3 separate regions of the Homo sapiens genome follow, and all the other regions are linked to region 3. A link is a contact called in ENCODE Hi-C or POLR2A ChIA-PET data. All regions are on one chromosome and are shown on one strand. Each heading gives the region's core, a stretch centred on a gene start or an enhancer-like site at or near the end of the contact. The rest is flanking DNA. Distances are from core to core; before and after follow the strand shown. Region 1 has its middle 83 kb from the start of ZNF648. Region 2 has its middle 23 kb from the start of ZNF648. Region 3 has its middle 19 kb from the start of LINC00272.

Region 1 (3,192 bases), core at 396-2,895, 280 kb after region 3:
TTTGAAGTTCAGAATTCTTTCCCCTGCATTCCATAATTTCTCCATATTTATCTCAGAGGACTATGCAGAATATGACAGTGGGTTACCATGGAATATCTGGGCAAGGAGCTCTAAGAGTAAAACTCCAGGCCAAAGACAAAACAAGTATTCAAATCCCAAGGCATCTCTGTGAGATGACAGATGCTCTTGTCTGCTCTTCAGATCCGAGGGGTTTCCGGAGGGCCAGCAACCATGCCCCCAACACGTAGATGGCTTAGCTTGCCTAAGAAGGGCGGGCATTGTAGAAATCTGGACAGTTCTGCTGACCTTCCTCTTTCTGTCTCCCCACTCTTGATTTTTTATGTTAGTCCCCATGGCACACCCTCTTTGTGAAGTCTCTCCAAATGGAAGCACAAGCTCTCCCGAAGGATCCCACACCCCACAGAGTGATCTCTAGGGTTGCCCATAGCAACAGCTGGTACCATGGAAAAAAGCCTTCCTTTCATCCGTCAGAGCTGGGCAGTAGGACCCTCTCCCAGGACCCCAGGAACAAGGTCTTTTTCTAGCTCTGCTATGGAAACTTGGGTGACACACATCACCTCTTGGAGCCTCAGTTTCCTCATTTACCAAATGAGGCTGATGTGAAGTCATTTTAGAGTCCCACTGAGGACCACTACTGTGATTTTCCTTCACCAACATGAGATACATGTGGCTGGTTTCAGGCTCTTTCCTGAAGCAGATCTTAGTACTGGGGAGGATGGACGGTGATGTCGCCACTGAGAGTGATGAGAGAGAGCAGACCCACCACCAGCTGCCCTCCTGATCCTTGGAAGGCCAGTCTCACATCTCAACATTCCCAGCCACCTTGTTACCAACGCTTGTGGAAAATTTGATTTGGACAGAAGGGACTCCAGCCCCTTTTAAGTATACATATGCACATGCTTTAATTATTAACTGCTTAATGTTGTCATTGAAAATATTTATTTTAATACTACTCTAAAAGAGTGAACATTTTTCACGTATTGACCCACAGCTGATTTCTTATCTGCTGTTACCAAGAACAAGAAAGGAGAGAATAAAGCTGAGGAAGGTGGCAGGCTCGATAAATGTTAGATTGAACTGTTCTTTTTCAGTGCATGCCCTGCCCTTATCACTGATATTGCCATTTTCTACTTTCTTTTTTTTTTTTTTAAAGTGTATTTTGAAGGCAAATAAGAAAAGAGAGCTATGGTGTAGTCTGGAAAACCAGGGTGTTTACCGTTTAGAGGAACCAGAAGTTCATAAGGGCCTGGCTGGACTAAGAAATGACAGCTCAGCACAGGGAAGGGGGGAAAAAAACCAACAGCAGCAGCAGCAGCAATGCAAGAACAAAACATTTTAAGAGATCTGGCCAGAACTGGTCTGTACAAATCCCCAGCTTGGCCTTCCTCCTCCACTCCCCCTGGCTCCCAGGCCTGTTTCCCGGAGTAGTAGCAGCCTTGCCTCCCCTTAAGAAACCTGCCCACAACTCACACTCCCTACATGCCAGTCATGCACACTCGTGTGTGTCACACCCTCTGCTCATCCCCCCACCCACTGAAGTCAGACCATGTGTGAGGGAGGATGAGAAGCCGGGGAAGAGGAAGACAGCTCAGCTGGCTGGCCCTGGCCCCTGAAGAAAACAAGCAGAGGCAGGGAGGGAAACATACTGTTCCCTGCAATCTGATCACCTCCGTGCAAGCCTCTGGGCTACACACCCAGGCCCAGGCCCAGAGGCCACGCTAATGAGACCAGGCAGGAAAAGTGAGCTGGTGACTGTTCCTGGGCAGATTAGAAACACATTGTGGAGAAGTGGGGGCACGGTGAGGGTGTGCAGGGCAGTGTGGTTGAGGCTGGGTGTGGGGCTGGGGCATGCGGGCCCAGAAAGGAGCAGAAGAAGGACTGCTGTCTTTCTGAGCTCTGATTCCAGCTCCTGGGGTGGCCCCCTGGCAGCTGCTGAGGCCTCACAGTGAGAAATCTGGAACAACAAAGGCTCTGGGACAAAAGACTCTCTGGCCAGAGGGGCTGCTGCTTTACAGGGGCCAAAAGCTTCACTTCTGAGGGGCACGTGGGTCCACCAGTGTGGGAGGCTGCAGGCTGAGAGGCAAATGGGGTTTATTGAGGAAAGGGAACAGATGTTTATTGGGCATTTGCTGGGTGCCCCCATTAAGCTAGGCTCTTTTTATGTATTTCACTGTGTTTGAGATCACTGTGAAATCCTCACTGCATCGGAAAATGGGAAGCAAATAGCTTTTTTCTTTTTATTAGGTCAGTGACACCTAGAGTTCGCCCAATATCACATCAGTGCCATTTGTTTGAAAAGTTAACCAGAGGCCAGCTGGGATTTTTGTCACTAGGAAAACAATGTAGCATGCGCTTCTTTAGCTTCCAGTCCAGGCAAGGACCTTCGGGGGTGTGAGGATGGAAGTATGTCTTCATGCTTTCTCCTGTGAGCCGCCAACCCACAGAACTGCTGGACCCTCAGCCCTTCAAATCCATCCTCCGGGAAGGTGCCTCTCAAACCTGCAGGGCCACCGCTGAAGTTCTCCCACGGACTCTACTCTAGCGCCCTCTGGTGGCCACCACTGCCAAGCCTGGTTGACTTGACTGGGAATTTCTGGTTAATAGCAGCTACGTTAATATCACTTAGCCCAGCTTTGTGAAGGTTCACTTGTGCTTTTACTTCACCTCTGATTTCTGCGTTATCATTACTCTTTCCATGTTTCCACAGCCTTTGTCAGTTCTCTGCTGCTTCATCTACGTTATTTTCATGGGGACCTGTGTTATTTTCATGGGAACCCCAAAATCAGGGAGATGTTTTCTTACCAAGATCTTTGTTTTGTACTATATTGCCAGTGGACCAACTTCGTTTTATTGGAATTTTTTTTTTTATTTTCTGGAGGATCTTTCTCCCTTCCTCCCCTTAGGAATTCAGGACACATTTCTGAAAGACTGGTTTTACTATGTGAGAAGCACAATGTTGTATACTATTTGAATTTGAGCTTCCCTTGTCCAGGGACGGAGTGTGGGCATGCCACCTCTGTTCAGTTATGGGGTGAGTTTCTTGGCCGCCTGGGACCCCTGCCTCCCGCCCAAGAATGCAGGTGAGAGCGTTTGCCCCTGGTTTTGACCAGGATGCCCAGTCCTGGTGTCTGAATTCCACCCATGAAGCCTGACCAAGCACAGTGGGAAAAT
Region 2 (3,495 bases), core at 453-2,952, 340 kb after region 3:
TCCATGATGAAACCTTCCTGTCCCTTCCTGTCAACCCTGAGGCGCCACCACCTTCTCCTTCCCGTCATGTACTCACAATAGTTAACATCCACGGCTCTCTTCCCCTGCACTAGGGGCTGGGATGGGGATGGAACGGGGTGCCCTCTATCCCTGAGTTCCTTCCCATGCAGAGATGTAGAAACAGTCATCATGCATGGTTCCATGAGAGATTCCAAGAAAATGCACAGCAGCTGCAGGAGTCCCCAGGTAGCATCTGAAAAATGATTTCCTGAAACACATAGGGTTTGGATGGCGGGGTCAGGAGAGGAAGGACTTTCTGGCAGAGTGTAGATGGGAAACAGTGGATGGATGTGCAGGGAACCACCAGGAGCTGGCCCCGCCAGAGTGGGTCCCAACCAGGCCAGCCATCCAGTGGGCGCCATGGGCACCCGAGCTTTCCTCCCCCGGGCTTCACTCTCTTTGACCACTTTCTGCCCAGGGCCATCTGTGGGCAGTGACTTGGGGAGGCTGCAGGAAGAAGGGACAACAATTGAGTCACTTGTTGTTAAAACCAAAAGCCCGCCACCCCAGCCAAGATTTTCCACATGGGGGTAGCCCTGCCAACGTGTGCCCCCAGTCAACATCAAGATGTCCCCCACAGGCCTCAATGTCACGAAGGACTCCTGAAAATACTGCCTGTTTGAGAGGGGACAGAGACTAACTGTGAAATACTCCTCAGTTTCCCTGCTGCTTACCCAAGAGTTGGGTTGAAGCTCAGCCTGGGGCGCCACTGCTGGGGTGAGGTGGGCTGTGTCAGGCCAGCCACTCATGCCAAAGCTGAAGATAGGATGAGAAGGAGAGAGGGAGTGCCCACTGGGGGGCATAGGGCTGTGCCCAGGAGGGCACTGCTTGTCTTTGCAACCTAGCAGCCATCTCTGGCGGGATGCCTAAAATACCTCGGTCAGCCTCCCAGCTGAGGGAGAGCAGGAGGCGTGCGCTGGGGTCTGCATTAGGTTTTCACAATGGATAAAATCAGTTCTGTGATTGAAAGGCGAGGCCTTGGGAAATTAGTCACACAAGGGAGAATTGTGCCTGCCTCCATCAGAATCACCTGAGGATTCCCAGGAACCATCCAAGAGACTCTGATGCAGGGGTTCTAGGTTAAGGCCTGAGTCCCTTCTCTCCCTCCCTCCCTCTCTCCCACTCTTCCTTCCTTCCTTTCCCATGCAAAGCCCCTAGCAAAGCTTAGAATAAGAACATGTGGGGCTGGGTGTGGTGGCTCACGCCTATGATCCCAGCACTTTGGGAGGCAGAGGCAGGAGGATCACTTGAGGTCAGGAGTTCGAGACTAGCCTGGCCAACATGGTGAAACCCTGTCTCTACTAAAAACACAAAAATTAGCCGGATGTGGTGGCGGGCATCTGTAGTCCTAGCTACTCAGGAGGCTGAGGCACAAGAATCACTTGAACCCAGGAGGCGGAGGTTGCAGAGAGCCATGATCGCACCACTACACTCCAGCCTGGGCAACAAGAGCAAAACTCTGTCTCAAAAACAAACAAACAAAACCACGTTGGATCCACACATGGCTATAGATCCCTACTGTGTGCAAGGCAGCTGGCATCCTGGCCCTCTGAGACTGGCCTAGGGGAGGCCTCCTGGTGACTTCCTCCCAGAGCTAGAGAGGCGGTGTCCTTTGCCTCTGTCCTGCTGAAGGGAGTCCCTCATCCAAGGGGCAACGCTGCCACCTCCTGGTCAGTCTTAGAACTGTCCCCCACTCTGAATGCCTGGTGTAAATAGAGGCAGGGAGCCGGGAGAGGCCTCCCTGTCCTCCTTCTCTGGCTCTGCGTTTGAATATCTTATTCTAGGAAGTGGAATGTCCCCCAAACACGCGCCTCTTTTGGTGCCTCTTGTTTAAGTCTATCTTCCCTGGGAAGCCACTAGTCAACAAGTGGATCTCACTTACCCACCACTTTGCCTTGAATTCAGTGCAAGTCAGCATGTGTTTGTGGAGCACTTGATATGAGGGGGCTGGCAATACAGAGGACAATAAAGCAAAGCCCCACTTTTGCAGAAGGGAGTGAGAAGTGGGGGTGATTCATGAATATGAGTCACTTCTATCTGCGGTGATGTCTGAGCTGAGTCCTGAAGGATAAGCCAGCATTAACCAGTTGAAAAATGGAGAAGATTCCAGGTAAAAGGATGAGCAAGATGTGAATTGCTGGCCTTTTAAATAGAAACTTAATTGCTACATTTTTAATGCACCTCTTTGCTGCCCCCAAGAGGACAGACTACAAACCTTTTTTTCCCTCAATTTCTGGGCAGGTTTAAAAGGTTAAGAGAAAGGAAAAACAAGTTTTTCAGTTGCTAATCATTAGGGTTTAGGGGCCCTCCAGATCTATGGTGAAAAACAAGAGGGAGGCCTGGGTTTGAGAGACAAAGCAATGCAACCCAAGGAAGCAGGAGGCAGGGAAGATGCCTCCCCTAGTAGACAGTTCTCTGGGTCAGTGTGGGGAGAGGACTCCAGGCCACTGCCCCACCCTGGTCCCCGCAGAGCCCCAGAGAAGTATCAAGCCCCAGAGGGAAGTGTCTGCATAGTGCCAGGAAGCTCTGGATGTCAGCCTTACAATGAATTCCCAGGTCCTCAGAATGGCAGAGATGCATCCTGAAGCCAGAGACCTGTGATACAGGCTGAAAGAGCCCCAGATGTCACCCTTGTAACCCACTTGGACAAATGCCCAAGGATCAGCCTCCTTGACTCTGTGAGGGACTCGCGAACCTTGACATTGTCCCAGAAGTAGAGAAATACCAGTTCAAACCACAATGAGGAAATAAAGGAACTCAATGTTCTTGTACCAGGGTTTATAGCAGATTCATATAGGTCATGGGTGCAAAGGAGATCAAGACAGGGCCCCTGTTATTGAAACAATTAGAGAGAGAGCAGTACACTTCTCAGTGATTTGGAGCAAAAAACTTGTCCTCTTGACCTTGGTTTAATTTTCAGTGACAGGATGAGGAGGATGAGCATAGACTCTCGAAGCCCTTTCCTGCTGTAAGAGTCTATGGGAATGCAGATCACATGTACTGTGAGAGATGGGGGGAGACACAGGGTGGGTCAGAATGACCAGAAGAGTCTTCGTGAATGTGATTTTGAAAACTGGAAAGAGGTAAAAGAATTTTGGGTGGTGGGAGTGGCCTGTGCAGATGACAGACCAGGCCTGGCCAGTTGGAGAGGGAGGTTCTATGGAGGAACAGCCCGGAGACAGCAGGAGGGCGGTGGGTGGGTGTCAGCACTCTCCCTCCCTTTAGTAGAAAGGGAAAAGACAGAGTTCACAGTGGAGAAAATAGGAAACATGGACCTGAGAATCCCTACTATATATATATGCGTGTGTGTATATATATATATTTTGAGACAAAGCCTCCCTCTGTCATTCAGGCTGGAGTGCAGTGGTGTGATCTTGGCTCACTGCAACCACCTCCCCCTGGGTTCAAGTGATTCGTGTGCCTCAGCCTGTAGAA
Region 3 (3,721 bases), core at 327-2,826:
TCCAGCAAGTCTTTTCCTGCAGGGGTGGGAGGTGGGGAATTAAATCAGCCAGCCATGTTGCTGAAAATGGAAGTCCTTGGAGTAGGTATTAGAGAAAAGTCTGTTTTCTAGAGAAAGTAAGGGCATTTGAGTTGGGGCAGTTCTCACATCCAGGTGGGTGCTTTGTTTCTTCTTGGGGCATGGTTCAGCCAAGCCATTGTAAGCATGTAGTGGGGAGCGGGTGTTCTACAATATGGAAAGAGCTGCTCCTGGAGGCTAAGGTTCCTCCCACAGGAGGGTCCTTAGTGTGACTCTCTCTCCTCCTCTCCATTCTCATCAGGAACCTTTAATACTCAGGAAAAATCAGAGAACATTGCTGGACTGGAATGGAGTCCTGGGCCACCTGAAAAGGATTTCCATTTCTCCTGTCCTTGGAAGGAGAGACATAAGAGAGCCAAGTACAGAAAATCCAAACTACTTAAGTCAAGGTTAGAGCACGACAAATCACCCATTAAACCCTTTTCAGTGTAAGGTTTAGCCTGCTAAACCCTTTTCAGATTATAAGTAAGAGTACCTGCCCACTCTCATTAGCATTATTTCCACCATGGACTCACACCCATAAAAGACAGCCCAGTTTCTCAGGTGAGGGAAACAGATGAGGGTCTGCTACTTTAAGGCCTCTGAGAACATGAAGTCCCTCCTAGGTGGTCTTACCAGTCCCCCTGCATCAACAAGATTTGGTACTGTGGTGCTTTAGCCAAGTATTAATAGTTACCCAGCCCAAGATGTTCCAGAACAGCCTTGTGCCACACCACATTGAAAATCAGGCCTGGGCCCTGAATATGCCACTGCGAGAGGAAACTTGCTTGAGTTTCCCATCAAGAGAAGTGAGAACTTTCATATTACCCAGAGCAACAATTTGCAGTTATTGGGGTCATTCTGAAAGTTGACTCAGGTGCATCAAAATAACTCTCATCATTTGAATGGTCATAAGAATCAACAGCTTGGCTATGAGAACATCAGGCAAGAGAGTACATAGTTATTTTTCCTGATTTTCTGCCTATGCAGATGTAAAAATTATACATAAACATTTTCACACTCTCTGAGCGGAAGTAATGTTACTCACTTTTTTTTTTTTTGAGGTGGAGTCTCACTCTGTCACCAAGGCTGGAATGCAGTGGCACAATCTTGGCTCACTGTAACCTCTGCCTCTCGAGTTCAAGTGATTCTCATGCCTCAGCCTCCTGAGTAACTGGGATTACAGGTGTGTGCCACCATGCCTGGCTAATTTTTTGTATTTTTGGTGGAGATGGGGTTTCACCATGTTGGCCAAGCTCAGCCACCCAAAGTGCTGAGATTACAGGCGTGAGCCATGGTGTCTGGCCATGTCACTCATTTCTGAAGTGAAAAAACTGGCTTTAGCCCCCAAGACTGTCAGGAAATGGACCCTTCATCATCCACCTCGATTTCCCCTTTTCTCTAAGAATCCCACGGCTAATACAGTCTCAAAATCTGTTGAATAGCCAACCATTCTCAGAAAAGGGAGAGGCATGAATAGTGTTCTTGACGTTGCTATGGTAACAAGTCCCCACCCTTCTTACCCTCCACCTCTCACCCTCATCTACCATGGGGAACTGACTTCATAGCTCCCTAGTGCTGTAGCCCACTGAAATAAAGGGGCTGCCACAGCTTGGTTCCTGCTCAAGCCAGCAGGGGCTTTTTTAGGAGGACAGCTCTCTGAGCGACCACATTCACCCTGAGCCACCTCCAACACCAGTGCTCCTTTCATGGGCCTCAGAGCCTTCTGACCCACTGGATCCCATCAGCTCTTGCTGTTTCCTCTGAGGTCTTGCTCAGAATGAGTGATTGCATCTACTGCCAGCCAAACCCACAGTCTTGTGCCCTTCCCAGTCTCTGGGATTTCTTGCAGGGTGGACTGTTGCTTGCTTTTTAATCTCCTAAAACCCAAAAGGTCCATCCTGACCCTTCTTCAATAGTTTGAGTACTGTACCACCAGAAGGGGCTTGCATTTTAGGGAAAAAACAAAAAACAAAGCAAAACAAAAAAACTGTCTTCTCTCCTGGGTGACTAGAAGGATCCAGACTTCAGGAACACAAAGGCTTATTTGCCACCCTTTTGGTAGACCCAGGACAAGAACTTTCATCCCTTCTTTCTTTTTCTTTTTCAGTTTTCCAGTTTTTCTAAATTAATTTTTTAGCCAGGCACAGTAGCTCATGCCTGTAATCCCAGCACTTTGGGGTGGTCAAGGCAGGCGGATCACCTGAGGTCAGGAGTTCAAGACCAGCCTGGCCAACATGGTAAAAACCTATCTCTACTAAAAATACAAAAATTAGCCAGGCGTGGTGGCAGGCACCTGTAACCCCAGCTACGCGGGAGGCTGAGGCAGGAGAATCGCTTGAACCTGGGAGGCGGAAGTTGCAGTGAGGCAAGATAGTGGCACTGCACTCCAGCCTAGGTGACTGAGGGAGACTCTGTCTCAAAAAGGAAAAAAATAATAATTTTTAAAAAGTATCATACATAGGCCAGGTGTGATTGCTCACACCTTTACTCCCAGCACTTTGGGAAGCCAAGATAGGAGGATGGCTTCAGCCCAGGAGTTCAAGACTAGCCTGGGCAACATGACAAGACCCCATCTCTACAAAAAATAAAAAATTAGCTGGGTGTGGTGGTGCATGCCTGTAGTCCCACCAACTTAGGTGGGAGCATCACTTGAGTCTGGGAAGTCACAGCTGCAGTGAGCTGTGATTGTTCCACTGCACTCTAGCCTGGCTGATAGCACAAGACCCTGTCTCAAAAAAAATTTCATATATAATATACTGTGCCACTTATACTTTGATGGCATAATAGCCATTTCTGCTCAATATTTATTTATTTTTGAAATATCTTGTTGATTTAAAGTTGTGTTTTTGTTGATTTACTTTATTATACCAGAAAATGAGGTATGATGACTTTGAGATTTGAAGCTTTTGCTAGTCCTCTGAGCTTAGTAATCGTTATGCACACGAATCACTTTTTAGTGACAATGAAACTTCAGTTTACCTGCCATCAAATTGTTTAGGAAACTGGAATGAAAATAGTTTTTGGTTTTTTAGTCTTAAAACCATTTTAGACATTAATATTGTTAAAGTGTGTTGAGCCATCTCTGCCATCTTTGATAAAGTATTTTGAATGTACTTAACTTTTAATTGTTTATGGCTCACTTACTTATCCTGTCCCACATCATACAGGAGCACCATGAGCGGTGGGAGAAGGATACAGGGTGAGTGCTGTGATTATTTACACTTAGCCCCAAACTGTTAAGATCTTTTAGGATTTTGTTCTGCTTGTCAGAGTTTATTCTCTTGTCAGACTGCTATCTCGTTCTTTCCACTGTCAATGCGAATTTTCTTCTTCAATTAGTATGTTTCTTATAATCTCCTATTATGTAGGGAATGAATCAGTTAGGCAAACTGGTTAACATTGTGTCTAAAGAAAGTAAATTGGCTCTGAGTAAAGTGGCTCTTTGCATAATTCACTACCCAAGACTTCAGAACATTGATTCTAGCTGAAGTTTTTAAGGGTAATCTTTTGTTCTTTTTTTTTTTTTTTTTTTTTTTTGAGACAGAGTCTTGCTCTGTCGCCTAGGCTGGAATGCAGTGGTGTGATCTTGGCAAACTGCAAACTCTGCCTCCCAGGTTCAGCGATTCTCCTGCCTCAGCCTCCCCAGTAGCTGCAATTACAG

What was found. Hi-C counts contacts between places; a loop is a spot of excess contacts on that map. ChIA-PET counts read pairs that join two places held with the same protein, here RNA polymerase II (POLR2A). Pooled maps may share reads with other maps.
Region 1: a pooled map shows a loop between it and region 3 (4-fold over the local background). The contact joins two enhancer-like sites. A Hi-C loop is called at or near these places in 5 of 37 single-sample maps with no recorded cell type and 7 of 50 pooled maps.
Region 2: a pooled map shows a loop between it and region 3 (4-fold over the local background). The contact joins two enhancer-like sites. A Hi-C loop is called at or near these places in 5 of 50 pooled maps. POLR2A ChIA-PET finds 5 or more read pairs at or near these places in 2 of 52 experiments (H1 and WTC11).

Annotation. Positions count from the first base shown.
Region 1 is chr1:182,142,729-182,145,920 of GRCh38, reverse strand. No RefSeq gene overlaps it. Among named protein-coding and RNA genes, the nearest start is that of ZNF648, 83 kb to the right of the region's middle. RefSeq lists enhancers at 1,026-1,693, 1,694-2,362 and a silencer at 2,371-2,547. Within about 2 kb of position 1,645, at least 28 of the 41 ENCODE cell types and tissues checked have a DNase peak (open chromatin) inside an H3K27ac peak, as active enhancers do.
Region 2 is chr1:182,083,323-182,086,817 of GRCh38, reverse strand. No RefSeq gene overlaps it. Among named protein-coding and RNA genes, the nearest start is that of ZNF648, 23 kb to the right of the region's middle. RefSeq lists an enhancer at 1,446-1,495. Within about 2 kb of position 1,702, at least 12 of the 41 ENCODE cell types and tissues checked have a DNase peak (open chromatin) inside an H3K27ac peak, as active enhancers do.
Region 3 is chr1:182,424,391-182,428,111 of GRCh38, reverse strand. No RefSeq gene overlaps it. Among named protein-coding and RNA genes, the nearest start is that of LINC00272, 19 kb to the right of the region's middle. Within about 2 kb of position 1,576, at least 2 of the 41 ENCODE cell types and tissues checked have a DNase peak (open chromatin) inside an H3K27ac peak, as active enhancers do.